Linked DNA regions of Homo sapiens: region 2 is linked to region 1. A link is an interaction called in ENCODE POLR2A ChIA-PET data of the cell type or tissue named here. Cell type or tissue: GM12878. All regions are shown on one strand. Links, peaks and the distances in the headings refer to the core of each region. The heading gives the core; the rest is flanking DNA. Region 1 overlaps CEP83 (centrosomal protein 83). Region 2 holds the start of LOC124902987 (a long non-coding RNA gene).

Evidence for each region. ChIA-PET counts read pairs that join two places held together with the same protein. Peaks named below come from ENCODE experiments on the same cell type or tissue, not always from the same donor. Only the 100,000 strongest peaks of a DNase experiment are listed, where the experiment ranks them.
Region 2: POLR2A ChIA-PET joins it to region 1 with 8 read pairs; 3 of 35 experiments call an interaction of 5 or more read pairs at or near these places.

The regions. Positions count from the first base shown.
Region 1 is chr12:94,307,664-94,323,553 of GRCh38, forward strand. CEP83 (centrosomal protein 83) reads right to left here. Exons shown (of 17, transcript NM_016122.3): 15 at 5,251-5,354; 16 at 2,255-2,444; 17 at 35-1,254. The coding sequence ends at 1,150. It overlaps PLXNC1 (plexin C1), which reads left to right. Exons shown (of 31, transcript NM_005761.3): 31 at 1-12. Among named protein-coding and RNA genes, the nearest start is that of PLXNC1-AS1, 140 kb to the left of the region's middle. In GM12878, for the core only: no CTCF peak of the experiment used is centred there; no DNase peak of the experiment used is centred there; H3K27ac peaks cover 263 bases.
Region 2 is chr12:94,233,190-94,249,079 of GRCh38, forward strand. It overlaps PLXNC1 (plexin C1), which reads left to right. Exons shown (of 31, transcript NM_005761.3): 10 at 4,475-4,614; 11 at 7,296-7,475; 12 at 10,749-10,836; 13 at 14,714-14,917; 14 at 15,038-15,223. It overlaps LOC124902987 (a long non-coding RNA gene), which reads right to left and starts at 4,614. Exons shown (of 2, transcript XR_007063410.1): 1 at 3,895-4,614; 2 at 1,286-3,597. RefSeq lists a silencer at 15,490-15,690. In GM12878, for the core only: no CTCF peak of the experiment used is centred there; a DNase peak (open chromatin) is centred at 7,162; H3K27ac peaks cover 1,834 bases.

The DNA.
Region 1 (15,890 bases), core at 2,154-10,153:
GATGTAACTGTGGACTGTCTTTTTTTTTTTTCAATTTTCTAGTTATAATAGTTTTTTTATTCTAAGTGGCTCCGTGGAAATTATTTTTCAGAGATAAGGTGTCACTGTATATGCTGTGAATAAGCAGCTATATTATGTAGTAAGTAAACCTAGTTTGCTAAATGGTGCTAAGGACTGCTCAATTACAGTCCTGGCCTTCTTCACTATCAACTGGGACTTTTGACTATGAACACCTTGGGATAATGAACATTCCACTTAATTTGGGAGACTTGAGCTTTAGCCTCGTTAACATGAAATTATTCCAGCAGAATTCCTCTAAAAGATGTCACATTAAAAAGGCTTCCAATGGGTGTAGACCAAAAAAAATGAGAGCATACTTAGGGACACAAAACACATAATTATTTGGTTAGATCCACAGTAATGGGAAGTAAAGTTAAATACCAACAATGTTTATAAAAGGACCTGAGTTCAAGTTTTATAATCAATGGCCCCCTTGTTAATACAGCCATAGGATTTAATTATTTGCACTTATTCTCTATTCTAACAAAGCCAAAATCAGTAGACTGTCATATTGCTAAATATATGCTATATGGTTGATGTAAAATTAAACACACGATTAAAAAAAAATTAAGCTCTTTAATTATGTGCACACAGATTTTAGAAAAGGTAGCCTTTTGTATATAGATACCTTTACATTCTTTAGGCTGACTTTTAAATTGTCATCTTTTTTCAACTACAGTTTTTGTATATAGTAAACCAGAAGATGTGTATGGACCCTGTTATGGCCAAGCATCTCAAAGATGAAGAGAGAATTAATGATAGTTATATTTCACTCAAAATGCCAAAAAAAAAAATTCAACAAAGTAAAAATTTTAAAACTTGACTCTAACTAGTTCCTTTTTGTTTTACATTCTCAAACCATTGTCAAATATTCTAAATATCTCTGAGAATTTCTCTTTTAATGCTTCACTTGTATAATCTTAAAATCCTGACAGTCATACAATACAGCATGTAGTAGGTACCTTTTCTTGAGGCACATTCAAGTGTTTTGGCAAACAGTAAAAAGTATCTAAATGCCACAGGTTAAAATGTCAAGTTTTACTGAGTCACCAACTTCACCTCTTTTGATCTGCCTGTTCTCCAAGAACATCATTCTCCGGAAGATCCAAGTTCCTCTAGTTGTTTTCTTTGTGTTGTTTCCAGTTCTTCTAGTCTTTTGCGAAGTAGAGAGAGTTCCCTTTGATGTTGTTCCTCCTTAAAATGATGTAGAGAAAGCATAGCAAAAGAAACTATTAGAAAAACTGTTAGGTAGCAACCTTGGACTGCCTCTTTTATATATGCCTATAACATCTGGCAAGGAAATGCTGACCACTGTAGCAGTCTAAAAACAGTAGCATGGGCTAAACTACCATCTAGTTTTGCTTCTCTCCTGCCTCAGGCTCTAGCCTTAAGCAAAACCCGTAGTCTGTTCTTCTCTAGGTATAAAATTCACCAGGGAGTGAATTAGAAAATACTAATGCAGGGCCCAGGTATACTTACATGGTAACTTTCCAACAACACTGGTGTTTAACAGCAGTTTATTATAAACAAAGCACTTGGCCTGAGATTCAATTCAGTGATTAAAATCTTCTGTGCTTATGTTATAAAACATAATTACTTATTAATACTCCCATCTTCTGAAAAAGAATCAATCTGATTCCTTCAATACCTCAGGGGCTTGATACAATAGAAAGAGCCCGGGTTTTGGATTCAACAGGTTTAGGTTTGAAACTTTGTCACTTATTAGCTATGACCTTATGCAAGTCACTTCACTCTGAATCAGTTTCCTTATCTATGAATTAGGAATAGTAATATCTGCCCTCAAAGCATTTTTCGTTAGTATTAGACATTGCACGGAACATGCACAGTTCACTGCGTTAGTAAATTCTCAGTAGTAATTACTATTAACATTATGAATAAGCTACAAACTCTAGGTTACTCAATGACTCAATCAAGTTTCCTCTTTTCTATCGTCCAGTAAGAGATTTCACTCTCAGCACCAACACTAAAGGATCATGATTCAAACTGAATTCAGCAAATTTCTATGCTAAATGAAAGGGAAGAAGTTAAAAGTAGTTTTAAATGTTTATGCCATTTTTGTGGTGAATTTTGAGCACTGACCAAAGTTATAATTTGAGTTTTATCACCATATTTAAACATAAAAACCTACAAAAATGTACGACTTTTTTTTTCCCCCTAAAATAAATGCTCATACCTGCATATGAGGAGGAAATGGTAGTTCCATGCTTGGAACCATGGCTGATGACTGAAAGCTAACAGGATTGATAGATGCTGTTGGAGGCATGTTAGGAACCAAAATTAGACTTCGAAATTCATTATGTCTTCTCTGTATATCTTTTAGTCTTTTTTGAAGCCTTGTATAGTCTTCAAAAGGAACATTTTGTCTTAAAAAGAAAAAGAAATGTTTCTTTAACATGGTTATACCCTATTGAAGCACAGTATGATTCACAGAATATAATTTTAAACTGGAATTTCTAAATTATGAGATCTATATATAATATATAGATAAAAAATCTGTTTACCTAGAAAGATAAACAGAAACATGACATAACATCTTAATCATTAGCAATCATTAGCATTGCAGACTATCAACTCATTATAAAGTTTTATTTGCTAATTAAAGATCTAAAATCTTTTGATACTTTGGTACTCACTCCTACCCTCCTACTCACCCCCATTCATGAATCCTGAAACTAAAGGGAGACTCTAAACCAAAAGAGTGCCTTATCTTACAGAAAGAATCAAATAAAAATACAGTTCATCCCTCAGTATACACATGGGATTAGTTCCAGGACATCCCTCATATATCAAAGCCTGTGCATACAAGTCCTGCAGTCAGCCCTGCAGAACCCTCATAATGGAAAAGTTGGTTCTCTGAACTGGTGGGTTTCACATCCTGTGAATACTATATTTTCTATCCATGTTTGCCCGAATAAAAATCTGTATATAAGTAGACCCATGCAGTTCAAGCCCATGTTGTCAAGGGTCAAGTGTAAAGAAAATGCTGGATTGAAGCTTACAAAATTGCCATTTTTAAATAGGTGAAATATGGTCAAATATAGAGATTTTCATAGTTCAATCTAATTTTCAAAATGTCAGTGTAATATTTTAGTAAGAAATATATATTTGGTCTTTGCCCTTGGTTCCTGGCACACAGCTCCTAAAACTCTGGGAAACTCTGAAGTGATAAGAGTATCTTTTGTATATTAATAAGATAACTGGTGGCTGGGGGCCCCTGAATAGCTTCAGGATGGGGCAGGTCACCAGAAAGACTGAGGCATGATTAGAGGGTTGGAACTTTCAGCCCCACTCTCCAACCCCACCCCATGACATCTGGGAAGGTAAAGGACTAAAGGTTGAGTTGATCACCAATGGCCAATGATGTAATCAATCATGCCTATGTAATGAAGCCTCCATAAAAACCCAAAAGCATGGGGTCAGAGAGCTTCTGGGTTGCTGAACATGTGCAGGTGTCTGCAGGGAGGCATGCCCAGAGAGGGCATGGAAACTCCACACCCCCTTCCTCATAACTTTTCCTATGTATCTCTTTCATCTGACTGCTCATCTATATATTTTGTAATATCCTTTCTAGTAAGCTGGTTAACATAAGTTTCCCTGAGTTCTGTAAGCTGCTCTAGCAAATTAACTGAACATGATGAGCAGGTCATGGGAACCCCAATTTATGGCCATTTTTAGCCAGTCAGAAGCACGGGTTACAACTTGGGGCTTATGGCTGCATTCTGAAGTGGGGGGCAGTCTTGTGGGACTGAGCCCTCTACCTGTGGGATCTGATGCTAAATCCAGGTAGACAGGATCAGACCTGAATTACAGGACACCTAGCTCGTGTCCACTGGAAAACTGATTACTCCATGTATAGGAAAAAACCCCAAACATCTGGTGTCAGAAATGTTGTGTTGACTGTGTGAGAATAGGAAAAACACTGGTTTTTCCTATTATAAAAGGTAATCACAAAGGTGAAGCTACACAACTTTAGGAAAAAATGACATGGAGAAAAAGGCTAACTTTCCAGGCCTTCACAGATCATCATCTTTTTGGACACGACATCCAGTAATCAAATATAATTTCAAAATCACTCAAAATTCTAGATGATCTGCACCACAACTGGCCAATCTTGAATTGCTAACATTTCAATATTAATGTTTATGGAAGAGGAAGTAAGTTGAATTCTGTTTTAGAAGGACTGAGCCAGGAATGGTGGCTCATGCTTGTAATCCCAGTGCTTTGGGAGGCTGAGGCAGGAGAATAGATTAAGCCTAGGGGTTCGAGGCTACAGTTAGCTATGATCGTGCCACTGCACTCCACCCTGAACCATAGACGAAGACCCCATGTTTAAAAAAAAAAAGAATTGAAACAAAATTCAAAATTACAAGCATGTTTGTAATTTACAAATTACTACCAAATTAATAAACTAAAGGCGGCCTCCTACTTTGGAATAGAGTATTGTAAGGCTGGCACTAATTCTACAGTCTAGAAACTTCTAGAATGTTCTTTAAAAAACAATTGTTCACCTGTTGGTAATAATTGCACCCAAGAACACCAGTGCACATCATAAAACGTCACTGCATGATATTATAGGCAGTTTCCATTACAGAAAAATCTATACTTGAATAGCCAAGGCGCTGAAGGCTACCACTAATTCACTAAATTAAAAAGATTTTTCTTAACTTGAATCAAATGTGTCATATAATGCCACTACCAACAACTTAATATGACAAATCTCTGCTTTAAAAATGCTGATGATCCTGATTATCAGATGTGCTTGAATGTGACTGCAAAACCCGAAACTACAGCTCAATAAAATCTCCACACCAGGAAACCAAAACTGACCTTTGATTCAAAGTTGTAGGCACAATTTTCAGAACTATGCAATAGCTACAACTGTCTTGTACAGCAGCAACAACTAACACCACTCCTTGCTACCAAAGCCAGTGACATTTTCTGTTAGTCCCAATCATAAGGCAAACACCTGGTATGTGACAGAGACCTTTTGGTTTAAAGAAACATTCAGTTAGGGGGTAAAAAAAGGATAGTACATTAGGAGTTATCAAGCTGTTTTAGAAATCTTTAAAATGTATATTTTAAAAGAAAAGAAGGTACGTTATACTTAGAGACAAAGTTCTATGACATCAAAATAACCACATGGGGAAGATACACATACAAACACATTACCTATTTAAGACCTGATTTTCTGTTTCCAATTCTTCTTTCTTTGCCTCCAAGACTTCTACTTTCTCTTGTAGTCTTTTCAATTTGTTTTCATGAAGAGATTTTCTCTAAAAAGAGAAATATGAACAAGTATGTTAATACATAATCTCTTATTTGAACAAAACTATATAGAAAATATTTTACTCACCAAAAACTGTGTTTAGATATGAATGTTTTCAGTGAATACTAGAAACAAAGGTTAGTAGACATGGCTCTTACTGAAAATTGCAAAGATAATAAACCACAAATCTATCTAATATTCTCAATGTGACAATTAATTATGAATGCCAAACAAAAAAACTGTTATCAATAATTGCTGCAAAAAAAAAATCTACAAAGGGAAGGAGTCAAATTTTACTACTGAGTCTGCCTGTACATCTGGTAAGAAATAATGAGCTCTCCATTGTTCCAGAAGATAGCATGTGTTTAAGAGAACTGAGCCAGGTACAGTGGCTCATGCCTGTAATCCCAGTGCTTTGGGAGGCTGAGGCAGGAGGATGGATTAAGCCTAGGAGTTCAAGGCTACAGTTAGCTATGACTGTGCCACTCCACCCTGGACAACAGATCAAGAACCCATTAAAAAAAAAAAAAAAAAAAAAGGGTGGGGAGCCAGGCACAGTGGCTCACGCCTATAATCCCAGCACTTTGGGAGGCCGAGGCGGACAGATCACAAGGTCAAGAGATTGAGACCATCCTGACCAACATGGTAAAACCCCATCTCTACTAAAAATATAAAAATTAGCTGGGCGTGGTGGCGGGTGCCTGTAGTTCCAGCTACTCAGGAGGCTGAGGCAGGAGAATCACTTGAACCTGGGAGGCGGAGGTTGCAGTGAGCCGAGATTGCACCACTGCACTCCAGCCTGGCAAAAAAGCAAGACTCTGTCTCAAAAAAGGAAAAGAAAAGAACTGAAGTAAAATTCAAAATTACAAGCACGTTTGTAAGTTATAAAGTACTACCAAATTAATAAAACTGAAGGATCAGAAAGCTAAGATAAATATGGATGCATCTGTTTAAAAGTTGCCTTTCTAAATCTTAAAAGGAAAAAATTTAAACTTTACAATATACAAAGGGAGAAATTCCTAAGTAAATCTTGTATGGTTTCATTAAACAATACGGAAAAGTCCAGGTAAAATGCAAAAGGAGTGTATGGAAAAAAGTAGTATTTTTTTTCAGTTTTTATACACAGGCCTTTTGTTTTTTAATAGAAAAACACCTAAAATGTTAAAACTCATTTAGTCGCTACAAACCTTTTAGGTATTTTCTAACTCTTTTTTAACTGAAGTATAATCTTACAGCAAAATGCATAGAATAGAAACGTAAAGCTCAAAGAAAAACCACAAAACAAATGCTGGCATGATTTCCTTGTAGGTCAAGAGCACTGCCATGCCAGAAGGGCCCCTACCTTTCCCCCTTCCAATCACTAGCCCTGTCATCCTCTGAAAGGGTAACCAACTAATTTACTTCCAAAACTATAGTTTACTTTTGCCTATTTTTGAACCTCATATACATACAATCATAGTATGTAGTCTTTTATTAATGACTTTATTTCACTCAACATTGTTAGTGAGATTTATGTTACTTACAGATATACTTCATTCATTCCCACATATTATATTCCACTTACGATTATTGCATAACCTAGTATATTCACTCAGTACACCGTTAAGGGTTATCTGCATTATTTCCAGTTGGGACTATTACAAATAACTCTGCTACGAGCATTCATTCTCATGCTTTGATTGTCCCACATCCTCCAACATCTCAGAAGGCTTCCTTATGCTCCTGTCTACCCTGGCAAAGGAACCACTCTTCTGGTTTTTATCACCATAAGTATTTATTTATGAATTTATAGGCAGTTAAGGAGTCCATCTGTCTATCCATCCACCCATTCATATGAAAGAAATCATAAATTTATGCTCTTTTGTATCTGGACTTTTTTCTCAACATTTTATCTATATGACTAAGCCATGGTTATGTATTGTCACAGTACTTCTTTTTCATTGCAATGTTGTCATTCATTGTACAAATATACCACATTTTATACATTTTCCTGTTAATGAAAATTTAAATTCTTTCCAGTCTGGGGATATCATAAATATTTTACGAACATTCCTAAACATGTTTTTCGCAGATTAAGTACCTCATTCTCTTCAGTATATACCTATGAATGGGTCATAGTGTATACATGTTTTAGCTTTAGTAGATACTGCCAGTTTTCTAAAGCAGTTTTACCAATTACATTTCCACCAGCAATATGTGAGAGTTCTAGCTGTTCTACATTTTTGCCAGTACTTGGTATGGTCGGTCTTTTAGCTTTTGCATCCTGTTTTGGTGAAATACAGTATCTCACTGTAGTTTTAATTTACATTTTCCTGATAGCTAAAGGTATTGAGCATCTTTTTTTATGCATGTTAGTCATCTGGATATCCCTTCTTTGTGACGTGTCCATCCTAGTCTTTTGTCCATTAAAACTTTTGAGTAACCTGATTCCTACTGATTTGTAGTTCTTTATATATTCAAGATATGAATCGTATGTCAGATATATATGTATTGCAGATTGACCTTCTCCAGCCTGTGGTGTCATTTTCTTTTGCTTAAGAGTATCCCTTAATAAAAAGATTTTAATTTAAATAAAATCAATTACATCAATCATGTATTTTATAGTAGGAACTTTTTGCATCCTGCTTATCTTTATTATCCCAAGATCCTAAAATTTTCTCCCAAGTTTTCATCTAGAAGCTTTATTTTTTTTTTTTACCTATCACACTTAGGTGTATGGTTCATTTTTATCTATGTTGTGAGGTTAGGCTGAGTTTAATCTATTGACTCACTACTATTTGAAGGAACATCCTTTATCGAAATGCAGTGGTACCTTTAGTGTAAACCTATTTCTGGACTCTATACTGTTCCATTTGCCTGTTTATCCTTATGCCAATACCACACTGAATTACTGTAGCTTATATTTAGTGTTGATACCTGGTAGTTTTAAGTCCTCTAGTTTTATTGTTCTTCAAGATTGCTTTGGGTATTCTAGTCCTTTGTACTTTCAGATGAATTTTAGAATCTACTTTCTAATTTCTACAAAGAAACCTGCTGAGATTTTGATTAGAACTGCATTCAACTTATGGATAAATTTGGGAAGAACTGACACCTTAATATTGAATCTTCCAAGTCATGAACATGGTACAGTTTTCCCTTTAGGCATTTTTCCATTTTTCTTAGCAGTATTTGTATTTCAGTGTAGAAGTCATAAACATCTTTCACTAGATTTGTTCCTAGGTATTTTAGGTATTTTTATGCTATTGTAAATGGCATTTAAATATTTTCTAATTGTGTGTGTAAAGAAAAATAACTAGTATTTGTTACTTGACTTCGTACTTAGAAATTTTAAAAATTCATATTAATTTTAATAGTTTGATAGGTTTGACTTTTATGCATGCACAGTGACATCTGTGAATAATTTTAAATTCCTGTCTACTCTTTATGTCCATTTCTTTATTCTTAAAACTTTTTTTAGGCTCAGAGGTACATGTGCAGGTTTGTTTTATAGGTAAATAGATTATTTCATCACCCAGGTACTAAGCCTAGTACCCAAGTTATTTTTTCTGATCCTCTCCTTCCTCCCATGCTCCAGTCTCAAGTAGGCCCCAGTATCTGTTGCTCCCCTTTGTGTCCATGTGTTCTCATCATTTAGCTCCCACTTATGACAATGAAAACATGCAGTATTCGGTTTTCCTTTTTTGTGTTAGTTTGCTAAGGATAATGGCCTCTTGCTCCATCCATGTACCTGGCAAAGGACATTATCTCATTCTTTTTTATGGCTATATAGTATTCCATGGTGTATATATACCGCATTTTCTTTATCCAATCTTCCATTGATGGGCATTTAGGTTGATTCCATGTCTTTGCTATTGTGAATAGTGTTGCAATGAACATATGCATGTGTCTTTATGGCAGAAAGATTTATATTCCTTTGAGTATATTTACCCAGTAATGGGATTGCTGGGTCCAATGGTAGTTGTTTCTAGCTCTTTGAGGAATTACCACACTGCTTTCCACAATGGTTGAACTAATTTACACTCCCACCAACAGTGTATCAAAGTATTCCCTTTTCTCCACAACCTCGCCAGAATCTGCTATTTTTTTATTTTTTAATAGCCATTCTGACTGGTGTAAGATGGTATCTCATTGTGGTTTTGATTTGCATTTCTCTAATGATCAGTGACATTGAGCTTTATTTCATATGCTTGTTGGTCACATGTATGTCTTTTGAAAATGATCTGTTCATTTCCTTTGCCCACTTTTGATGGGGTTGTTTTTATCCTGTAAATTTAAGTTCTTTATAGATGCTAGATAGACCTTTGTCAGATGCAGATGCATAGCTTCTAAATATCTTCTCCCATTCTGTAGGTTATCTGTCTACTCTGTTGACAGTTTCTTTTGCTGTGCAGAAGCTCTTAAGTTTAATTAGAACCCATTTATCAACTTTTGCTTTTGTCGTGATTGCTTTTGGCATCTTCATCATGAAATCTTTGCCAGTTCCTATGTCCTGAATGGTATTGCCTAGGTTGTCCTCCAGTGTTTTTATAGTTTTGGATTTTACATTTAAGTCTTTAATCCTTCTTGAGTTGACTTTTGCATATGGTGTAAGGAAGAGGTCTAGTTTCAATCTTCTGCATATGGCTAGCTGTTTATCCCAGCACCATTTAATGAATGGGGTGTCCTTTTTCCCATTGCTTGTTTTTGTCAGCTTTGTTGAAGATCAGATGATTGTAGCTGTGAGGCCTTAATTCTGGTTACTCTATTCTGTTCCATTGATTTATGTGTTTGTTTTTGTATCAATATCATGCTGTTTTGGTTATTGTTGCTCTATAGTATAGTTTTAAGTCAGGTAGCATGATGACTCCACGTTTTTTGTTGTTGTTGTTTGGCATAGGATTGCTGTGGCTATTTGGACTCTTTTTTGGTTCCACATGAATTTTAAAAGTTTTTTTCTAGTTCCATGAAGAATGCCATTGGTAGTGTGATAGAAATAGCACTGAATCAATAAATTGCTTTTGACAGTATGGCCATTTTAATGATATTGATTCTTCCTATCCATGAGCATGGAAAGTTTTGCCATTTATTTGTATCATCTCTGATTTGTCTAAGCAGTGTTTTATAATTATCATTGTAGAGATCATTCACCCACATTTAGCTGTATTCCTAGGTATTTTATTTTGTGCAATTGTGAATGGGATTGCATTCCTGATTTGGCTCTCAGCTTGGCTGTTGGTGTACAGGAATGCTAGTGATTTTTGTACATTGAGTTTGTATCTTGAAACTTTGCTAAAGTTATCAGCTGAAGGAGCTTTTTGGATTGAGACTATGGGGGTTTCCTAAACATAAAACCATGTCGACTGCAAACATGAATAGTTTCACTTCCTCTCCTCCTACTTGGATGCCCTTTATTTCTTTCTTTCTCTTGCCTAACTACTCTGGCCAGGACTTTTAATACTATGTTGAATGGGAGTGGTGAGAGAGGGTATAATTGTCTTGTGCTGGTTTTCAAAGAGAATGCTTCCATATTTTGCCCATTCAGTATGATGTTAGCTGTGGGTTTGTCACAGATGGCTCTCACATTTTGTAGTATGTTCCTTCAATACTTAGTTTATTGAGTTTTTAATAGAAAGGGATGGTGAATTTTATCAAAAGCCTTTTCTACATCTATTGAGATAACCATGTGGTTTTTGTCTTTAGTCCTGTTTATGTGATGAATCACATTTATTGATTTGCACATGTTGAATCAACCTTGCATCCCAAAGATAAAACCTACATAATCATGGTAGATTAGGTTTTTGATGTGCTACTGGATTCGGTTTGTAAGCATTTTGTTAAGGATTTCTGCATCAATATTCGTCAAAGATATTGGCCTAAAGTTTTCATTGTTGTGTCTCTGCCAGGTTTTGTTATCAGGACAATGCTGGCTTCACAGAATGATTTGGGAAGGATTTCCTGCTCCTCTATTTTTTGTTAACAGTTTCAGGAGAAGCAGTACCAGCTCTTCTTTGAACATTTGGTAGCATGTGGCTGTGAATCCATCTGGCCCTGGGCTTTTTTTGGTTGGCAGGTATTTACTACTGCCTCAATTTCAGAACTCATTATTGGTCTGTACAGGAAATCAACTTCTTCCTGGTTCTATCTTGGGAAGGTGTATGTGTCCAGAAATTTATCTGTCTCTTCTAGCTTTGTTAGTTTGTATGCAGAAAGGTGTTTATAGTTGTCTGTGACGGTTGTTTGTATTTCTGTGGGGTCAGTGGTAACATCCCCTCTGTCATTTCTAATTGTGTTTATTTGGATCTTCTCATTTTTCTTCATTAGGCTAACTAGTGGCCTAACAATTTTTTCAAAAACGCAACTCCCGTATTAGTTAATCTTTTGAATGGCTGTTCATGTTTTGATCTCCTTCTGTTCAGCTCTAATGCTAGCTTTGGGTTGGTTTTCTCTTGGTCCTCTCATTGTTTTAGTTGTGCTGCTAGGTTGCTGATATCTTTTTTAACTGTTTGATGTGGGCATTTGGTGCTATAAATTTCCCTCATAACATTGCCTTAGCTGTGTCCCAGAGATTCTGGTATGTTGTATCTTTTTTCTCTTAGTTTCAAATAACTTCTCGATTTCTGCCTTAATTTCATTCTTTACTCAAAAGTCATTCAGGAGCAGGTTAACTTCCATGTAAATGGTTTTGAGCAATTATATTTTTAGTCTTGATTTCAATTTTTATTGTGCTGTGTGTTTGGTATTTCAGTTCTTTTGCATTTGCTGAGGATTGTTTTATGTCTGATTGTGTGGTCAATTTCAGAGTATGTGCCATGCAGCAATGAGAAGAATGTATATTCCTGTTGTTTTTGGATGTAGAGTTCTGTAGAGGTCTATCAGATCTATCTGGTCCAATGTTAAGTTCACGTCCTGAATATCTTTGTTAACTTTCTTCCTCAAGGATTTAATACTGTCAGTGGAATGTGGAAGTCTCCCACTGTTATTGTGTGGGAGTATAAATCTCTTTGTAGGTCTCTAAGAACTTGCTTTATGAATCCGGGTGCTCCTATGTTGGGTGCATATATATTTAGGATAGTTACGTCTTCTTATTGAATTGAACCCTTTACCATTATGTAAACCCGTGTCTTTTTTGATTTTTGTTGGTTTAAAATGTTTTGTCTGAAACTAGGATTGCAACCCTGGCATTTTTCTGATTTCCATTTGCTTGGCAGATGTTCCTCCATCCATTTATTTTGAGCCTATGGGTGTCATTGCATATAAGATGGGTCTCTTGAAGACAGCATATCACTGGGTCTTGCTTTTTTATCCAGCTTGCCACTCTGTGCCTTTTAAATGGGGGCACTTAGCCCATTTATATTCAAGGTCAGTATTAATATGTGTGGATTTGATCCTGTCATTGTGTTGTTAGCTGGTTATTAGGCTGGCTTGTGTGGTTGCTTTATAGTGTGGCTCATCTGTGTACTTAAGTGTGTTTCTGTATTGGCTGGTAACCATCTTTTTTTTTTAATGCTCTCTCTCAGCAGAATCATGGTAACCATCTTTCTATATTTAGTGTTCCTGTCAAGATCTCTTGTGAGATGGGTCTCCATTTAACAAGCATTTGCTTATCTAAAACTCCCTCAGTATTTGCTTATCTAAAAAGGATCTTATTTCTCCTTTGTCGAGGAAGGTTAGTTTGGCTGGATATGAAATTCTTGGTTGAAGATTTTTTTAAGAATGTTGACTATAGGTCCCCAGTCTCTCCTGGCTTGAAGGGCTCCTGCTGAGAAGTCAGCTGTTATCCTGAGGGGGTTTCCTTTGTAGGTGACCTGCCCTTTTTCTCCAAGTGCCTTTAATATTCTTTCATTTTGACCTTGGAAAATCTGATGATTATGTGTCTTGGGGATTATCTTCCTGTGTAGAATTTTGTTCTCTATAGTTCCTGTTGGTCTCTCTAGTGAGGCTGAGGAAGTTTTCTTGGACAATATCCTGAAATATGTTTCCTAAGTTGTTTGCTTTCTCCCCAACCCTTTCAGGGATGCCAGTGATTTGTAGATTTGGTCTCTTTACATAATCTCATATTTCTTGGAGGTTTTGTTCATTCTTTTCTATTCTTCTTTTTTATTTTTGTCTGACTGTCTTACTCCAAAGAGCCAGTATTCAAGTTCTGAAATTATTCAGCTTGGTCTCTCTCTTCTGCTGTTAATACTTGTGATTGCATTGTGACATTCTTGTGTTTTTCAGCTCTATCAGATCAGTTAGGTTCTTTTTTATACTGGCTATTTCATCTGTCAGTGCCTGTATCGTTTTATTGTGATTCTTAGATTCCTTGGATTGGGTTTTGCCATTCTCCTGAATCTTGATTATCTTCATGCCTATTCATATTCTGAATTCTATTTGTGTCACTTCAGCCAACTCAGCCTGGTTAAGAACCCTTGTTGGAGAACTAGTGGCCATTTGACACTCCGACCATCTGTGTTGCTAGAGTTCTTCCGTTGATTCCTTCTGTCTGATGGTTCCATCTCTGCGTGGGGGTGTTCCTTTAACTGCTGGGCTGCCTCTGATTGAAGTGGTCAGGCAAGCTCAGGGTAGTTGTGCTACAGTTCCAGGTTGGGTGACCCTGCCCAGGGAGGAGAAGTGAGGACTGGGACTTGCATAGAGAACAGTCTGGCCACTTTTCTGAGGTAGGTGCTTTGTGTTGGGCATCCGTACCAGCCCCTGGTCCCCACAGACTCTCCAGAACCTGGAGACAGTAAGAGTGAGGGCTACAAGACAGCAAAGATGGCAACCCATCCCTCCCACTAGGAGCTCTGTCCCAGACAGTAACAGAGCTGCTACTGGCTGGATGGCCCTGGTGGGGATGGCTGGAGATTCAGGTTGGGAGGACGTGCTCAGTGAGGAGATATAGAATCAAGGACCCAAATAACAGTCTGGCCACTTTTCCATAGGGCTGCTACAGTATGCTGGGGGTCCGCTCCAATCCCTTTTCATCTTAAATTTTCCAGTACCTGAAGATATCAACAAGGAAGTCTGTGAAACAGCAAAGATGGAGGACTGCCTTCTCTCTGGGAACTCTGTCCCAGGGAGGCACGGACCTGTTGCTGGCAGAACACACTAACAGGAGGTGGCTAGAGACCTCGGTTGGGAGATCCTACCTAGTGAGGAGTAACAGGATCAGGGACCCACATACAAAAGCCGTCTAGCTTTTTCCATAGGGTAGCCATGCTTTGCTAGGGGTCCACTCCAGCCGCTAATCACCTCAGACTCTCTAAAGCCTGAAGACAACAGCTAAGGCTGCTAAACAGCAGAAGTGGTGGTCCACCCCTCTCTTTGGGAGCTCTGTTCCAGGGAGGTTTGAAACTGTTGCTAGCCAAAAAACACTGGTGCAGGTGGCTGGAAACCCTGGTCAAAAGGTCCTGTCCACTGAGGAGGAATGGGATTAGGGATTCAAGTAAAAAAGCAGTCTGGCCACTTTTTCATAGAGCAGTTGTGCTGTGAGGGGGTACCTCGAGAACAGTTGCTTCAGACTCTCCAAATCCCAAAGGCAAAGAGATAAGGCTGCAAAACAGCAAAGCTGGCACCCTGCCCCTCTCTCTGGGAGAGCCATTCCAGGGAGGTTTGAAACTGCTGCTGGCCAGAAAACACTGGTTGGGGTATGGTTGTAGACCTCAGTCGGGAGATCCCACCCAGTGAGGAGAAATGAGATCCAGGAGCCACATGAGGAAGCAGCCTGACCACTTCTCCTTAGAGCTGCTGCTCTGTACCAGGGGATCACTCCAGTCCCTAACCAACTCAGACTCCCTAGAGCCCAAAGGCAACAATGGCTAAGAATGTGAAACATCAAAGATGACAGCCCCATCCCTCCCCCTGGGAACTCTGTCCCAGGGTGGCTTGGAACCACTGCCAGCTGGAAAACACCAACAAGGGTGACTAGTGACCCTGGTCGGGAGGTCCCCCACCCATTGAAAAGCAGGGTCTGGGACCTGCATAAAAAAGCAGTCTGGATGCTTTTCCATAGGGTGGCTGCAATGAAGGCAATAGCTAAGGCTACAAAACAGCAAAGATGGCAGCCCACCCCTCCCTCTGGGAGCTCCATCTCAGAGAGGTGTAACACTGCTACCAGTGGCTGGCTAGAGTTCCAAGCCAGTGGGTCTTATCCTGCAAGGTGCCATGGTAGTGGGGCCTGCAGACTGTCACTGCTCTATCCCCTGTATACAGCCTCTTTCCTAGGGGTATGTACAGGGGTCTAACGTCCTGCTTGGCTGGAGTTGCAGTTGCTTTTGATGGGAAACCTGGGTATCTAAAGCTCCCAGGGCTCTACGTGTATCTGAGCGGCTGCATTGCTGAGACTCCACATAATTCTGTGTAACAGGCTGCAGACCCTGGTGGAGTGGGCTCACAAGGGGATCTCCTGACCTGTGGGTTGCAAAGATCCAAGGGAGAAGCGTGGGTCGCTGGGGTCACTCACTCACTCACCACTTCCCTGGGAAGAGGAGGCTCCTCTGGCTCTGTGTCACTCCCAAGTGGATGACTGTCCTGATTGCTCTTCTCCATTCTTTCTGGGTCAAGTTGTTTTCTTGATGAATCC
Region 2 (15,890 bases), core at 3,227-11,226, 73 kb before region 1:
ACCCAGACACGGCTGGGCATCTGCTCCAAGACAGGGAGAGCAGAATAGGCTTAGTGAGGCAACTGAGGCCCTGGGGAGAGGGGAGCAGCAAGAATCTCATGCATGAGTCGAATCTTGGCCAAAGGGTGGACTTTGAGGGGCTGGGTTTAAATTAGAATCAGGGCCCTCCACTGGCTGGGAAGAGCTGCCCTCCCTGGCCCTGGAGTTTTGGTCACCCAGTCCAGGTCTGGGGAGCCACACTCAGAAGGCTCAAATGCCAAGAGGAATAGCAGGTTGTTCGGAGGGTGGGCTTGGCAGCCAAGTCAGCCTCCTTTTAGAGTCTGCAGCTCAGAGAAGTGAGTCTTGATCTCTTCGCACAGGGCATTGGTCTGTCACCTTCTATCTGGAAGTCTCAAGCTCTGTGTCCAGAGGCACTGCTCACTATTGGCATTTCCAGGGCCAACTGAAATCACATCTCAAGTTCCCTGGAGCCTGTACCGAGGGGCCCCCGTGAAAAGGCATTTGTCCCAGGGGCTAAGCATCAAATGGATAACCATTTTGTTCCATTTCACACTCTAATTTTTCTTGAGTGGACCTGTATTTTGCTATTTTCTTTCCATATCTCACCTCCTTTTACTCTTTCCCATTTCCACGGCTGGTTACCACTCTTACCAATTTATACATTTCATTAATATATTAGTTCTATCCTCTTCTCAGTCATTAATAAAGATGTTAAATAATCCTGAACCGAATACTCACTCCTGTAGGGCCCTACAGGACTCTTTCCTTTAATTAGTTGTGCTACCTTTCATCTATCTAATGTCCTTCGGTTTCAGATTTCCAGCTGGTTTTGAATCCATGTGACTTTTTATCTAGTCCTGTTTGAACTAATTTCATGAGTGAAAATCCGAGAGATGTTTTACTGAGTGTTGATTCAGGTCCAGGCCTACAGAGAGTTTGCTATATTCAGATTTTTTTTTAACAGATTAATAGAGTACAATTTGGCCTTAATAAACTGAGCCCTCCTAATGCACCTCTTTCCAATATTCTTTTCAATCATAGCAGTATTTTCTCCATTAATGTCATGGTAATTTGAATTGTGTTGACGTCAGACTTCACAAAAGGTACTCTTACTGTCAGAAGTAATCCTCTTAGACCTTTTGAAAGATAACTATTTCTTAGTGGTTGTGCTATTTCCAATATCCTATAATGACTTAGTTAAAAATAAAAAATAAAAAGGATCGGGTATTCTATAAATCTCCTAATTAACCAGCTTCTAATGTGCTTTCTTATACAAAACAGGGACTGAAAGCCAGAGCTCATAGTAGTTTATTAAATAAGTTCAAATTGTGCAGCCATTTAAAAATAACCCTGAAGTCTTTAAAACGTAACCTACAGGAAGCACACTATTCTGAGGTTAATTGCTGGACAACATAGGGCTGTGACGGTTATAGTCAACGGTATTTTGATTTGAATACATAGAAATCCTTGGACATAGAGTGAGGGAGGAATCCCACGATAGGGCTCTAAGAATTTGTCTCTTTGTATTGAGCTCAATTATGTTTTACAATTAACTCCCTCTAAAATGCATAAGCTTATAGGGCTGGCTACTATATGCCAGGTTTTATGAATTAACTCTTGATGAAAATACAAAAATTGATCTAAAATATTGAATGTGTAGAACCTTTATGGGGAAATGATTCTTTGCTCTTTTGTCTGTACTGGATTTTTCAAAATCTTTATTGGTAAAAAGAAAGAATGTATTTCTAAGAATTGTTGCAACCATACAGGGCAGCCATGGAGCTGACTCTACATTTTGTTTTAAAAATGTTGTTTTATACCTGCACTATTTATTTAGGAGGGTCCTCTTGGTAGCTCTTTAACCCATTTATTAAGATTAGAAGAGGTTCCACCAGCAAACAAAAGACAACTAATCTGAGTCTGTTTAAAAGCAGACTGAAGCACCCACTTTCACAAGACAGGCCAGGGCTGGATTCCATCCTAGATGGCCAAGAGAACCCTCTCTAAACAATAGGGGTTTAAAATGTTTTTGAAGTAGCAAGGCGGTCTCCACTCAGGGAAATAAAAAGTTAATAAGATGATGTGGCAAGTCCTCTGATGGTGTTCGTAGAGCCATTTAAGGAGCAAAATATAACTTCCTTAAAAAATCTTTTTTACATTAGTTGTAAGGCTCTCTTTATCCTCTGCAGAGAATGGAGAAGAAGCATTTACTTGGCATGTTTGAAAATTTTGCTTGAGCAGACATCAACAGTATAAATATAAGAAGCAGGAAGGACTATCTAGAAAGAAAAGAAACCTGGGAATCATAGTTGACTTGGATGTAAACGTGAGTCTGCAATGAGGTTTACATAAAAAAAGAAAAAAAATTCTATCTTGCTCCCCTAAGAAGACAGTGGACTCCTCTAGAGCAGAGGTCGGCAAATGTTTTCTACAAAGAGCCAAGACAGTAAATATTTTAGGCTTTGCGGGCCGTATGGTCTCTGCTGCAGCTACTCCACTCGACTGCTGCAGTGCAACAGCAGCCAGAGACACTACCCAGACGAATATTTATGGGTGCTGAAATTTGAATTTCATGTGTTTTTATATGTCATGAAATATTATTCTTCTTTTGACATTTTGTCATGGCCCATACAAAAGCAGGTAGCGGGCAGGATCTGGCCCACAGACTATAGTTTGCCAACTCCTGATCTAGTGCACACATAGATCATGTGTCCCCCACAATATCTGGCCTAAGGACCCTGTAGGTGCTCAATAAACACTTGTTCTCTTAGCTGTCACCACGTAAGAGCGAAGAGTAAGCCTTTTGCTATATAACACACACTTGACATTTGCAAGAGATTTATCTTGAAGGCTTTGCTAATCCCCCCATTCCAAGTACCACTCTAGCAGATAATTTCCCCCATAAAATGCAGTCAAGTATAACAGAATAATTAAAGTGACCCTTTCAGGCCCTTAGTGATTCTATTAATACAGGGCTAACGTCCTTCACAAAGTGATTAAAATAAATTCTGCTACCAAAATCAATTCTGTGTCATGTTACATCATTGCTGTGATGACATTAACAATGAATTTACCTCAATCTGCAAAACCAGTCCAAAGCGCTGATGAGTGATGGGGACGACTGTGCCGTGTAGCACCTGTGTGTGCTGGGGAGCAGAATGAGAAAATGTCTGTTTGAGCAGGATGGGCAGCCCCTGTAGCCCAGCAATGCCACCCCAATGAGTGTTCCATGTACAAAGGAGCAGAGGATACTCAATTGCTTCAAGAAGCAGGTGTTAGGCAGGTGTTGGACATCACGGAGTTCTCCCAGTGGCTCAGGGGCTTCTTCCTGGACTCGGTCCTCCAAGTGGATGCACTCAGCATTTAGAATTTCACCAAACGTCATGTGATTAAGCATCTCTGGACTTTGGGGTCATTTTCAAATATCAAGACTGAGTATATTCTGCGATGGTAGAGGATATAGGGGAAAAAAGAGTGTGAGTATGATGTTCACTCTTGCTGAAGTTCTGCTGGACTTTATATTGGGTAGAATCTTAGAATCTTATGTCCTGTTTTGGTCACCGTATTATAGAAGAATACAGACTTGCTGAAAATGGTCTACAAAAGAACAGTGAAATTATCAGAATGATAGACAGTAGCATCTGTAACATAAAAGTGAAAGAACTCAGGATTGTTTTATCTTGAAAAGGGAAAATGATTCTTGCTATCAAATAAAGGGCTTTTTTTTTAAAGGGAGAATTTGATTAGATATCACAAATGGAGAAGTAAGGTGGCATTCACCTATATGGTATGAAGCTAGGTAGCAAGGGACTCCAAGGGACATGTTCTTGACCTTAGGCCTGATAAAGTCTATTGAAACTGGGTAGCAAGAAGGAGGTTGTGGTATCTACAAACCTTGGTTGGCCACAGTGGTTTAGACATCCAACTACTTGATAGTAGGTGACTGAACAGGTTGATTTCTTGAGGTTTTTCCCCCTGCAGTATCCTCCTGGATTCAAATAGCCTCACTGTAACAAAAATATGACTGCTTTCTTGGGAACTGAATTTATCTGGAATGACATTTATTTCAACTTAACGATGAGTCTGTCATTGGCCTACGGTCAATGGACTCTCTTTCTTTTCCTTGATTTTGCTTACATTGTGAGCCTCCAGAGGCTGTAAGGCAGTAAACATTTTCAAAACTCTAGTGATACCTCACTCTTCAGACAGAATATCAGACTTTTCAACTGTATTTTCAACTGTCTTGTGAGACAAAGACTAATTGGTTTGACCTCATGCTGTCACATGTTGAGAGACATGAATCTGCAGCCCTCTTCCTTGAATTCATTGATTTCATTAAACACTGTCTGCTTGTGTTCGCAAAATGTTGTAATTTCCCAGTGATTTCTTCGAACTGCAGCGTATAAACAGATTTTTTTGGAGCGATGCCATTTCTTAGCTTTGATCTCCTGTTTTAATCTTTTCTTTCCAATAGGTCTTCTACATTAAGTCCATTGAGCCACAGAAAGTATCGACATTAGGGAAAAGCAACGTGATAGTAACGGGAGCAAACTTTACCCGGGCATCGAACATCACAATGATCCTGAAAGGAACCAGTACCTGTGATAAGGATGTGTGAGTCGAAATACTAATAATTTATCCTCGGTAACGTAACGCTCAAACCTGTGCCAAAGGAATATCAGTGTGATTATAACCTTAATATAGTCAAATTATTGCCATGCCCCAAAGCAGGCCAATTAGTCAGAGTATTTGACATAATATAATTCCAACACGTAAAATAATTTTCACAACAGATCTGAAGTTCATTGTGAGAGAATCTGTTCTGTGTTATTCCCCAAAAATCTCAGTATATAGTCATTTCAGGATGTTGCCTGTTTGGGGTCTTGATTCATTTTCAGTAACAAAATCAAGTATATGGAGTAGCAAACATCATTCTTTAGGTGATGCACTTGGAAAAATAGTTGAGTACCTTGAAATTTGATGAGGAATTTTTTGGAGCAGCTCTTCCAGTGTGCCACCCAAAGTTGAAAAAACAAAACCTCTTGGATCCATTTTATGTGGACATTTTATTCTTTGTAGCCTTCTCTTTACTGGTTTGGTTTCAGCCTCCAAAAATTAAATTACTACTACATATAATGGTAGTAAAAAAGAACACCCCAACATAAATATCTGGTCAATGTATCTCTTGAACATTATTATTTCTGTCACTTCTTTCCCAAACTCATCACATCGGTGAAACTTGGAGAAAGACTTTTCAATTTCTACCGATGTCCTTGTGCAAATGGTTACTCCCCCTTCGAAAAAAAAAAAGTGATGTGATAACTGCAGTTATTAAATAACACAACAGATTATTTGAGTTTTCTGCTTGTTAACTCATATAAGTTTGGGCTAATTTGAAGTAAAAGATGTTACAGTCTACATAGAGTATAATACTAAGCTTATTTTCATCATGGAAATGCATTTAAGACAATCTGCTGAAGCGTGATGTTTTGATTTTTAACTACTAAAACAGATTTGTACAGCATTCTAATCTGCTATGCTTATTTACTGAATTTTCTTCTTTAATTCATTTTCTGCACATCACTGCCATGCCCTTCCCCTCATAGCAGTAAATTTGGAATATCTGTGATCTTGATGAGAAAAGCTGCTCATTGGTGGCTTGCCTGTGTTCTGCTATTTGCCAGAATTATCAAGCACACATTAGAGGCTGTATCTATGCAACATAGGTTTTTTTGTGCTGTTTATCCTGGCTAAATACCTTATTGCAAAAATCTTTCATTTTATGTAGCGAAATCTGTGAAGTTAGACACCTGTGTATTCACTGAAAGGCAATCAACTTCATGGAAAATAAGTAGTTTTTCGGAGCATTACCCTGTTTCTGACTCTTTATGTTCTCATTTTAATTCCGAATGTGTCTTGAGATACTGCAGTTATTAAATTAAATGACTAGGAGACCTTTCTGCATGTCGCATTTCAGTAACCACATCTGTGTGGTGAAGCCAAGTTCACAAGCAGTCAACATAATACTCAGTTAATCCTATACCTGAGCCCAGGCTGTAATCCCAAGCTCTTTTAATATGGTACTTTTAAAATGGGTAATTATTTTAAAGAGAAAAATACTAGTAGTGGAATGACCTACATTTTCACCTCTCTTCTTCTGAAATTTATAAACAAGTTTGAATTTTAATGTTCAACCACTTTATGATAAATTTCCTAGAGCTTTGCTCTGAATATAAACCTGAAAATGTGCGTCTGAGGTGGCGTAAGTACAAACTGACTCAGATGTTTTTGAATTTGCCTTATCCTAAAGGGTTAGTGATAGCATTAAAGTTAATCATCATGCACATGGCCTTTAAGTAGTAATAACAGATTCTCATGTAGCACGGTTATACTGAGCATTATTCAGACACAACCCAGGCTTAATGATTTGTGCTTTAGAGGATCATTGTAGACACACAGAGGAAGCTGCAGGTGACAGCGGGAATGTCGGAGAAAGCTTCGCTCTGACTCTGAAAGGGCGCCAAGCATCAGCTGTTGGACATCAGGAGCACCCTGGACAGCCCCAGCTAAGTCCCAGCCTGGATACTCCTTAGGGAGCATGTTGGCCCCAATGCTGATTGATTCTGAGATGCCTGGGCTCTTGGTTTAGGCCCCCTTTGAACAGCAGAATTTCCATCTCTGTCTGGTGCTGTGTTTTACCCTCTCAGTGCTTGACTAGGGCTTTTTTTCTTAAGCTTTTTATTATGGAAACTCAAACATAATACAAGAGAGATGAGTGTAATGAACCTCTCTGTAGCCATTCCCGGTTTCAAAGCCTATCAACATTTTGCCAATCTTGCTTCATCTATCTTATCTGGGATTTTTGGGGGGGCATGATAAGAACCAAACACCATATCCTTCACTGCTAAATACTTCAGTACCTCTCTAACAGATAAGCCATAGTGCCATTATGATACTCAACAGAATTATCCACAATTCTTAACATAATGTAACCCCCAGTTCATGTTCTGCTTTCTATTAGTACTTCTTCAGGGCAATGGTTACACCTCCTTCCTTTCCCACTTCTAAGGGCAATGCAAATAAGAAAGATAAAAATGTACTAAAGAAAGAGGAACCCAACCCCTAATAATACCAACTTGGGTCACTGGCCCCTCATGAGTCAGTAGTTGCCTGCAGCTGTTCTGCTCCTTCATGAAGTGTTGTAGTTCAAGTGAAATTCATTTGCTGTCACCTTGGGTAATCAACTGTGCTAAGTGTCTGTGTCATGTGAGAGTTCTTTTTCTACTCTTTTCTAGGATACAGGTTAGCCATGTGCTAAATGACACCCACATGAAATTCTCTCTTCCATCAAGCCGGAAAGAAATGAAGGATGTGTGTATCCAGTTTGATGGTGGGAACTGCTCTTCTGTGGGATCCTTATCCTACATTGCTCTGCCACATTGTTCCCTTATATTTCCTGCTACCACCTGGATCAGGTACTTTCTAGATTCATAATCTTTTTCTCATTGTGGTTAAAGGTCATATGCCCAAAGATCATTGATTTTATTCAAGTAAATTCAGAAACAGTGGTCATTCCAAATTCCTCTCACCGAGTTCTCCTTAGGATTTACTCCTAGAAAAATGCATACCTGACAAGACATTTGCTTCCCATGCTCATCGTGAATGCTATGAGCACACCTTTTTCCCTTCACCATGGCTGCTGAGAAACTCACAGCTGAAATGTTTGCCTAGGTTTTTGATATAGATATATGACACTCTTTACTATGTGTCCCTCCTGCTTGTGATAAAAGGCTTCTTTCTTACCTCTTTCATTTTATAGACTTTAGATACTTTAAGCTGTTTTGAATTCTTTGGGGGAAATATTGGGAGCTATCAAAATGAAAAGCAGAATCAACCTTTTCAAGATGTTCCCTAAGGGGGAGATGGAAACCCCAAAATAAACTCTCCCAGATAAATCCAATATGTTAAGAAAAACATTTATCTCCCTAGTTGAATTTTTAAATTTATTACTATTATGTATTTTTTGCATTTTCATGGGTACATAATACTTGTACATGTTTATGGGACACGTGATGTTTTTTCTATGATCATACAGTGAATATGTAATCATCAAATCAGGGTAATTGGAGTATCCATCACCTCAAGCACTTATCATTTCTTTCTGTTAGGAACATTCCAATTCCACTCTTCTAGCTATTTTTAAATATGCAATAAATTATTGTGAGTTATAGACACCCTACTATGCTACTGAACACTAGATCTTATTCTATCTCATTGTATTTTTGTAGCCATTAACCAAACCCTCTTTATCCCTCTCTGGCCCCGCCACACCACCCTTCCCAGCCTCTGATACCCATAATTCTACTCTCTATCTCCATTAGACCAACTTTCTCAGCTCCCACATATGGGTGAGAACCTGCAATATTTGTCTTTCTGTGCCTGGCTTATTTCACTTAACATAATGTCCTGCAGTTCCATCTGTGTTGTTGCAAATGACAGGATCTCATTCTTTTTTGTATGCTGAATAATACTCCATTGTGTATAGGTACCACATTTTCTTTATCCTCTAATCTGTTGATGGACACTTAGGTTGAGTCCCTATCTTGGTTATTGTGAAGAATGCTGTAATAAAGATTCCTCCTAGTTGAATTTAAATTCACTTTCATAATATTTTTATTCCTAAATCTCTTTAGGACTAAAATCCTAACGATATTTTCTTTGCCTGACACAGTACGAAGCTAATTTTCAAAGTACTCTCTAGGTAAACCTACAGACAAAAAGCTTTGTTAAAAAAAAAAAAGAAGAAGAAGAAGAAGAAAAGGAGGGGAAGAGAAAGAGGAAAAAAAGTAGAGAAGAAAAAAATCACTTTTAATATTCTTATTTAAGATCAAGTGAGAGGTGGCTATATTAGTTTGCTAGGGTGGACATAAAGTGCCACAGCGTTTGTGGCTTAAACAACAGAAATTTCTTTCTCCCCGGTTCTGGAGGCTGAAATCATGGTGTTGGTAAGATTGGTTTCTCCTGAGGCCCTTACACCTTGGCTTGTAGATGGTCATCTTCTCTCTATGTCTTCACGTGGTCTTCCCTCTGTATCTCTGTCCTAATCTCCCCAATTTTTTTTTTTTTTTTTTTTTTTTTTGTGACAGTCTCACTCTGTCACCCAGGCTGGAGTGCAGTGGCGCAATCTTGGCTCACTGCAACCTCCGCCTCCCAGATTCAAGTGATTCTCCTGCCTCAGCCTCTCTAGTAGCTGGGATAATCTCCCCTTTTTATAAGGACATCGGTCATGTTGGATTAGGGCCCACCCCAATGACTTCGTTTAACCTTCCTTACCTCTTTAACCACCCACGTCTCTAAATACAGTCCCATTCTGAGGCACTGGGAGTTAGGGCTTCAACATACATTTTATGGGGACACATTTTTTGGGGACACAGTTCAGTCCATAATAGTAAGATAAGGAGAACTGAAATTTCAAAACCAAGGCTCTAGCATGACATCCCCCACTCTAGGACCAATTCCATTCTCCATATAAAAGGAGACATTGATGTGGCATGCCCCATGTGCCTGGTGTGTTCATCTATTGACTAGGTTAATCCTCACAACAAATTTATGAGATCTGCTATGGCTTGTCCCTTTTGCAAATGAGGGAACTGGGGGAGGAAAAGGGTTCAAACAACTCACCCCAGCCTCCCAGACAGCTGGTACTAGGAGGTTGGGCTCTGAGCCACAGCAGTATCCTGCTTTGCTATAAAGTAAGAGGCTCCCTACTGTTCTGTCACCTGCGACATTCTGAGCCTGTGTGTCTTGGCTGCTCCTTGGTCACTGTGCCTTGAGCAAGAATGTGGCTCTAAATGCTGGCCATCGGGAGATCACGCTTGGCTCGGTTTTCTGGTAATGGCTACAGACTGGCATGAGGCCAACTCAGCCCTTCCCCATTGTGGCTGGAGGATTCAGAGATCAGTGTCTTCTCTCTGCCCTACACAAATTGGGTTGCTCAGGCCCACCTCCTGGTCTTGTCATCAGGGGCTCAGCTGGCTGTTGGACCTGACGTACCCAGGCTCTTGTCCCCTAGAATGAGTGTCTGGTGACCTACGTGAACAGGGGTGCAAGGGCAGACAGAGCTGTGGACAGCTGTTTCTTTCACACCCAGTGACCGCTTTGCTTATATGCACTGAGAAACGTGAAGTTATTTGGCCTGGTTTTAGAGAGATGGAATGCAGCTGTTATTTATACGGCGTACCAAATAGGAATTTACACTTTGCATGTCATCTGTAATTCTACCTTGCCCAAAGTGTTTCCTGTCTCTCTAAATAACATACCATTGGTAGGTTAGGAGTTTGATTTTGAAAATTCTTAGATTGAAGTCTCTTTATATAGATTAAACAGTAATCAAACAAAATTCTGTTTAGTGAAACCTTTTCAAGGTACAGCTCCTGATCTGATTATATGTGGCGATATGACACAAACAAAATTCAAATTCCATCAAAGAATCTGGGCATTTTCCTAGAATTAAAATAGGATCTGACCTGAATTTTTATATTTATGCATCTTGAAACCCATGAATTTGTGGCTGGTATCCTGAAAAGATTCCCAAAATTGTCCTGTATTTGAAATTAAAATTCATTAATTTGCTCTCAAACATAATTGGGTTTAATATTAAACATGAATAAATTGATAGCTTTGTTCATAAATGCAAAATGCCTGTGTGTTAGCTATGAAACCCTTATTGTTGCTTTTATTCCTTGCAGTGGTGGTCAAAATATAACCATGATGGGCAGAAATTTTGATGTAATTGACAACTTAATCATTTCACATGAATTAAAAGGAAACATAAATGTAAGTCTCCAGCTGCTTTGTAATAATAGTTGTTTTCAAGGATGGTTCTATTTTCATCACACTATGCTATGTTGGGGGTATTTTTTGTTTCTGTGACTTTGGTGTTATAAACTTTTACCTATGCTATCATATATTCTATCCATGCTAGAATGGAAATAATAAGACCTTATCCTTGTAGCTGAGTATTTCTAGTTGCAGCAATGAGGAAAGAGAAATGAACTTGGTACGATAAGACCTGACATTTTCTTTTTATGTGATTTGTGGCAAGTCACCCTAATGAGGCAATGCTTATGAATATGTGTGAAAATGCTCCGTGAATGGTTAAGGTGTGATATAAAGAATTGCATTTCTGTGAAGAGTAGGTGGTATTGTTCCCATTGCACAGAGAGAGTTGGGTTCACAGAGGTTAGATGACTTGCCAAGGTCCCAGAAATCTTGTCATGTGCTTCTCCTTCTCTTCGACCCAATTTGTTCCCTACCATCTGATGTCACCTTCTCTTACCTTTCGTCTCCCCACAGGAGAAATGGTAGGAGGGGTCTGGTTTCCACCTTTGCCCGATTCTCCCACTGGTGCCTCCAGATGGGGATCCTCTAGAGCAGGGGTGTCAACCTTTTGGCTTCCTGTGGCCACATTGGAAGAAGAATTGTCTTGGGCCACACATAAGATACACCAACACTAACGATAGCTAATGAGCTAAAAAATGGTTTGTGCATAATTTCCGTGATATCCACCACCACAGATAAGCAAAAAAGTCCTCACATTCAAAAGGCTGGACACGGCTGCTCTAGATGGAAGCTTCTGATGCCAAGAGGGGAGATGAGGGATTTCACATACAAGTCAGGCCTCCAAGTGTACTTGCACACACTTCTAAATATCCTTCCCCATTCTTTCTTCCCCTTTTTCCCTCTCCTTGATGAGATATGTGAGGTGGCTGCCTCTCTGGGGCCCTGCCTGACCACTTCCTGCCAAGGCTGACACACTCCCTCCTCAGGAGCAGTGTGGGTTCAGACCCAAATTCCGGGGGCCGCCTGATAGGCCGTCCTTACAGCCTTGTGGTGCACACATTCACCTGCTGACACAGTTCAGAGCCACTTCCAAGCCTCACACTGTATCTGACTCCAGGCCTCATCTCCATGGTGTGAACACCTCCAGTTGAATGGCTCGTATAGTTTGACCCTCTGAGCAGAGGCATTACCTGAGTTTGTCACGGACTTGCTCTCCCTCCTACTTGCTGTTCCCAAATCAAGTTGAATTTTTTGAGCACCTACTGCAGGCAAAACATTTTGCTGGGTGCAGGGACAAAAGATAAGTGAGATAGTCATATTGCCTTCATGGAGGCAGGCAGCAAATCTACATTGGGATTGAAAGTTGAGGCTGGGTGTGGTGGCTCACGATTATAATCCCAGCACTTTGGGAGGCCAAGGCGGGAAGACTGCTTGAGGCCAGGAGTTCGAGACCAGCCTAGGCAACATAGTGAGACCCCCATCTCTATAAAATAAAAATTAAAAAAGTTGACAGCACAGAGTATCATCAGGTTCTAGGTCCTCTGGTTCCCTAACTGTTCAGAAACCCTGTGAGTCCAAGAAGACACCATTTCTTTTCACATTAAAGAGAAATTAAACATGCATGGGATTAAGTACGCCTGCAGTATGGAGTGGGGTGGGTGGAAGCAGGGAGGTGAGTTCAGGTACAGAGGACAGAGTCCTCGCAGGCCCGTGCTGGGAACATCACTCAATCCTGCTTAGTGGGAACCTAGAGGGTGGGTCTGGAATGACCAAGAGCGATAGCTGTAAAACTGAGCTGGGGCCACAAAAAGCAGCGTCAGACTGAAAACTTTGCCCTTAATTCTGTAGGCAGCAGGGAGCCACTGAAGATCTCTGAGCAGGAAGTGACATAGGTCTAGGTACACTGGACTCACACTGGACCGAGACAATTAGTGACAATGAAAGCAGTCAGAAGGTTACCAATGGGAAAAGAGACTATGCAGAAAGCAGTAGACTAGGGAAAGGGGAGGATTCTGACCCAAAAGGCTTCGGTGTCCTGTCTTGAGTCCTGGGAAACCACGAGAAAAGAAGAGAGTGTCCAACCCCCAGCAGGGGCCAGCTCCTGAAGTGCTTGTTGCCGCTGAATCACTCTTTGTTGGGGAACCTCCTGCAGGGCGGTTATTATTTTGGCAATGGTGCACAGCTGAGTTTGGAGAGGCAGGAACTGAAGAAAGGCTGGGAGCCCAGTGAGGATGCTCATGCCAGTGCAGGTGTGTCTGAGACGTCCACAGTCTCTCTGGGCTGACAGTAGCTCCCTTTGGGCTGTGGTTAGCAGAGCAGGTCTCAAGTGCTGGGGCATCGTGAAGCTAGAGATGACCAGCTTGTCTTTATAGCAGTATCGTTGAAGGGAGAGTGGGGGTGACATCATGGGAGTGAGAGCACAGAGGAGGAAGAAAAGAGCACCTAGGACTGGTGGCAAAGCTTCATTTTAAGGAATGACAGACAGTAGGATGGGCCGTGAAGGTGGCCGAGAAGGTGCTCAGAAACCAGTGAAAAAGAGTAAATCGCATGGCGCGAGTTTGTCACGAGTATGGAACTGTAGAGTCTTGAGGATAATAGGGTTGGGTGATCCTCTCACCTGCAATCCTTCTAGAAGGCATCTTCAGTAAAAAGCCAGCCTGCTAGGAGTTAAGGCTGCTGAGGCAGTAGAGACAGTGGTTTTCATCCTGAGGACAGAAATGTGAGCAGGAGATTCAGGGCTATAGTTTGGAAAGATGTGAAGGGAAAGGAAGGTTGTGCTTGTCCAAATCTCAGCTCTTTACATCATATTTTCCCACCAATTGCCTCTTCCTATTGTCTTTTTTATGCTCTAGTATCAGGGGGTGGCGGGGGTGGGGGAAAAATAGTTTTTCCCACCTGATAAATTTCTTTTTATGAGTTATAATTGCTTTTCTGTAGAATGTTTGCCATCCTCCCCTAACCCACCAGCCTCCTCTGCCTGTCCTTCTGTACACCTAAACAGGACAATATATTTATGTTATGTATTTACTAACTTTTTAAATTTTATTTTTTATATATATAGAGAGAGACAGGGTCTCACTGTGTTACCCAGGCTGATCTCCAACTCCCGGGCTCACGTAACCCTCCTCCCTCCGTTTCCCACAGCGCTGGGATTACAGGCGTGAGCCACTACGCCCAGCCTATTTATGTGTTGTTGTTTTTTTTTAATCCTGTAAATCAGGCCACCTTTTTTGCATTGTTTTCAGTTTTCATGCTCTTCATTTCATGGGAGATGCATTGTTCCTTTTACTTTTGTTTTCTCCTGTTTTCTGTTATGCCTGAAAACCCTTGTCCTCCTTGTGTCTAGTGACTTCTGCTAAGGCCCTGCAGGAGGTTCCCCCAACAAAGGGTGATTCAGCTGCAACAAGCGCTTCAGGAGCTGGCCCTTGCTGAGAGTTGGACACTTTTCTTTTCTCGTGGTTTCCCAGGGCTCAGACAGGCTGACCCCAAGGACACCTAAGCCCCTTGGGTCAGAATCTTCCCCTTTCCCTAGCCTACTGCTTTCAGCCTAGTCTCTTTTCCCATGGCATAACCTTCCAGCTGCTTTCATTGTCACTCATGATATTAATCATAATATTAACTAGCATGTTTTGAGTGCTTACTGTGTGCCGGGCCCTGATCTAAGCATGTATAATCTCAGTTAACGTAGCCCTCATTTAATGTAATGTAGGGTGAAGTCAATCCTGTGAGGGAGGTAGTTTTGCTGTCTCCATATTACACATGAGAAAACAGAAGCACCAAGAAGTTAAGTTGCTCAGGTCACTTAGCTCTTAGAGATCACAGCTGGGATTCGTTAACAAAGTTACTAAAACATTCTTTTCTTTTTGTCCAGGTCTCTGAATATTGTGTGGCGACTTACTGCGGGTTTTTAGCCCCCAGTTTAAAGAGTTCAAAAGTGCGCACGAATGTCACTGTGAAGCTGAGAGTACAAGACACCTACTTGGATTGTGGAACCCTGCAGTATCGGGAGGACCCCAGATTCACGGGGTATCGGGTGGAATCCGAGGTGGACACAGAACTGGAAGTGAAAATTCAAGTATGTTTCTTTTCTTTCTGGGTGGGATGTCACCCCGACCCCTTGACTGGAAAGGTGTGTTTATGCTCGTGAGTTTCTACATGTGCTCTGATTTCTCCATCTTCATTTTGTTCTTTACAGAAAGAAAATGACAACTTCAACATTTCCAAAAAAGACATTGAAATTACTCTCTTCCATGGGGAAAATGGGCAATTAAATTGCAGTTTTGAAAATATTACTAGAAATCAAGATCTTACCACCATCCTTTGCAAAATTAAAGGCATCAAGACTGCAAGCACCATTGCCAACTCTTCTAAGAAAGTTCGGGTAAGTGACCTGGCAGTCCCACCTGCTGTCTTTACCTGATTTTTGTGATAATTCCTTGGCTAAACCAGAGGCCAGAATGGAATCTTTCATGGATCTTCAGATCCTCACTTTAAATAGAAGATAAACAAAGCTGGTACTGCGAGCCCAAGCAAAATAGCTCCAAAATAGCTGGCTGAATCCATCCCTGTGCCTGTTCGAACGTCAAAGCGTTGGACACACCATTGTCTATAATCCTAATGAGTCTTGATAGCTTTTGTTCTAGCCACACATTTATACAGTAGGATCGGCAAGCAAAATCTCTAGACCCATTGACAAATGAGCTGTCACTCTTTTCTCAAATGCGGAGGTGACATGTCTTAGCAGAAACCCAAAACAAACAAGGGCCTCTTCAGCACACTCTGGGTAGCATTAGAATCAGATGGAGACCAGATAATCTCTGGGTCATGGGCTGCTTCCTTCACCATGAAGTCATACTTTCTGCGATTAATCTTTTCCCAGATATGTTTGGGGGACGGATCACTGCTATATTTATATCCCATAATAAAGATGTGAGACCACTGAGAAGGGAAACACATTAGAAGTCACCCTTTATAGTATTCATGCCGTATGAGGCTCTGTACAGCCTATATAAATTCTTCTTGATCTATCATCATAAATAATTGGATAA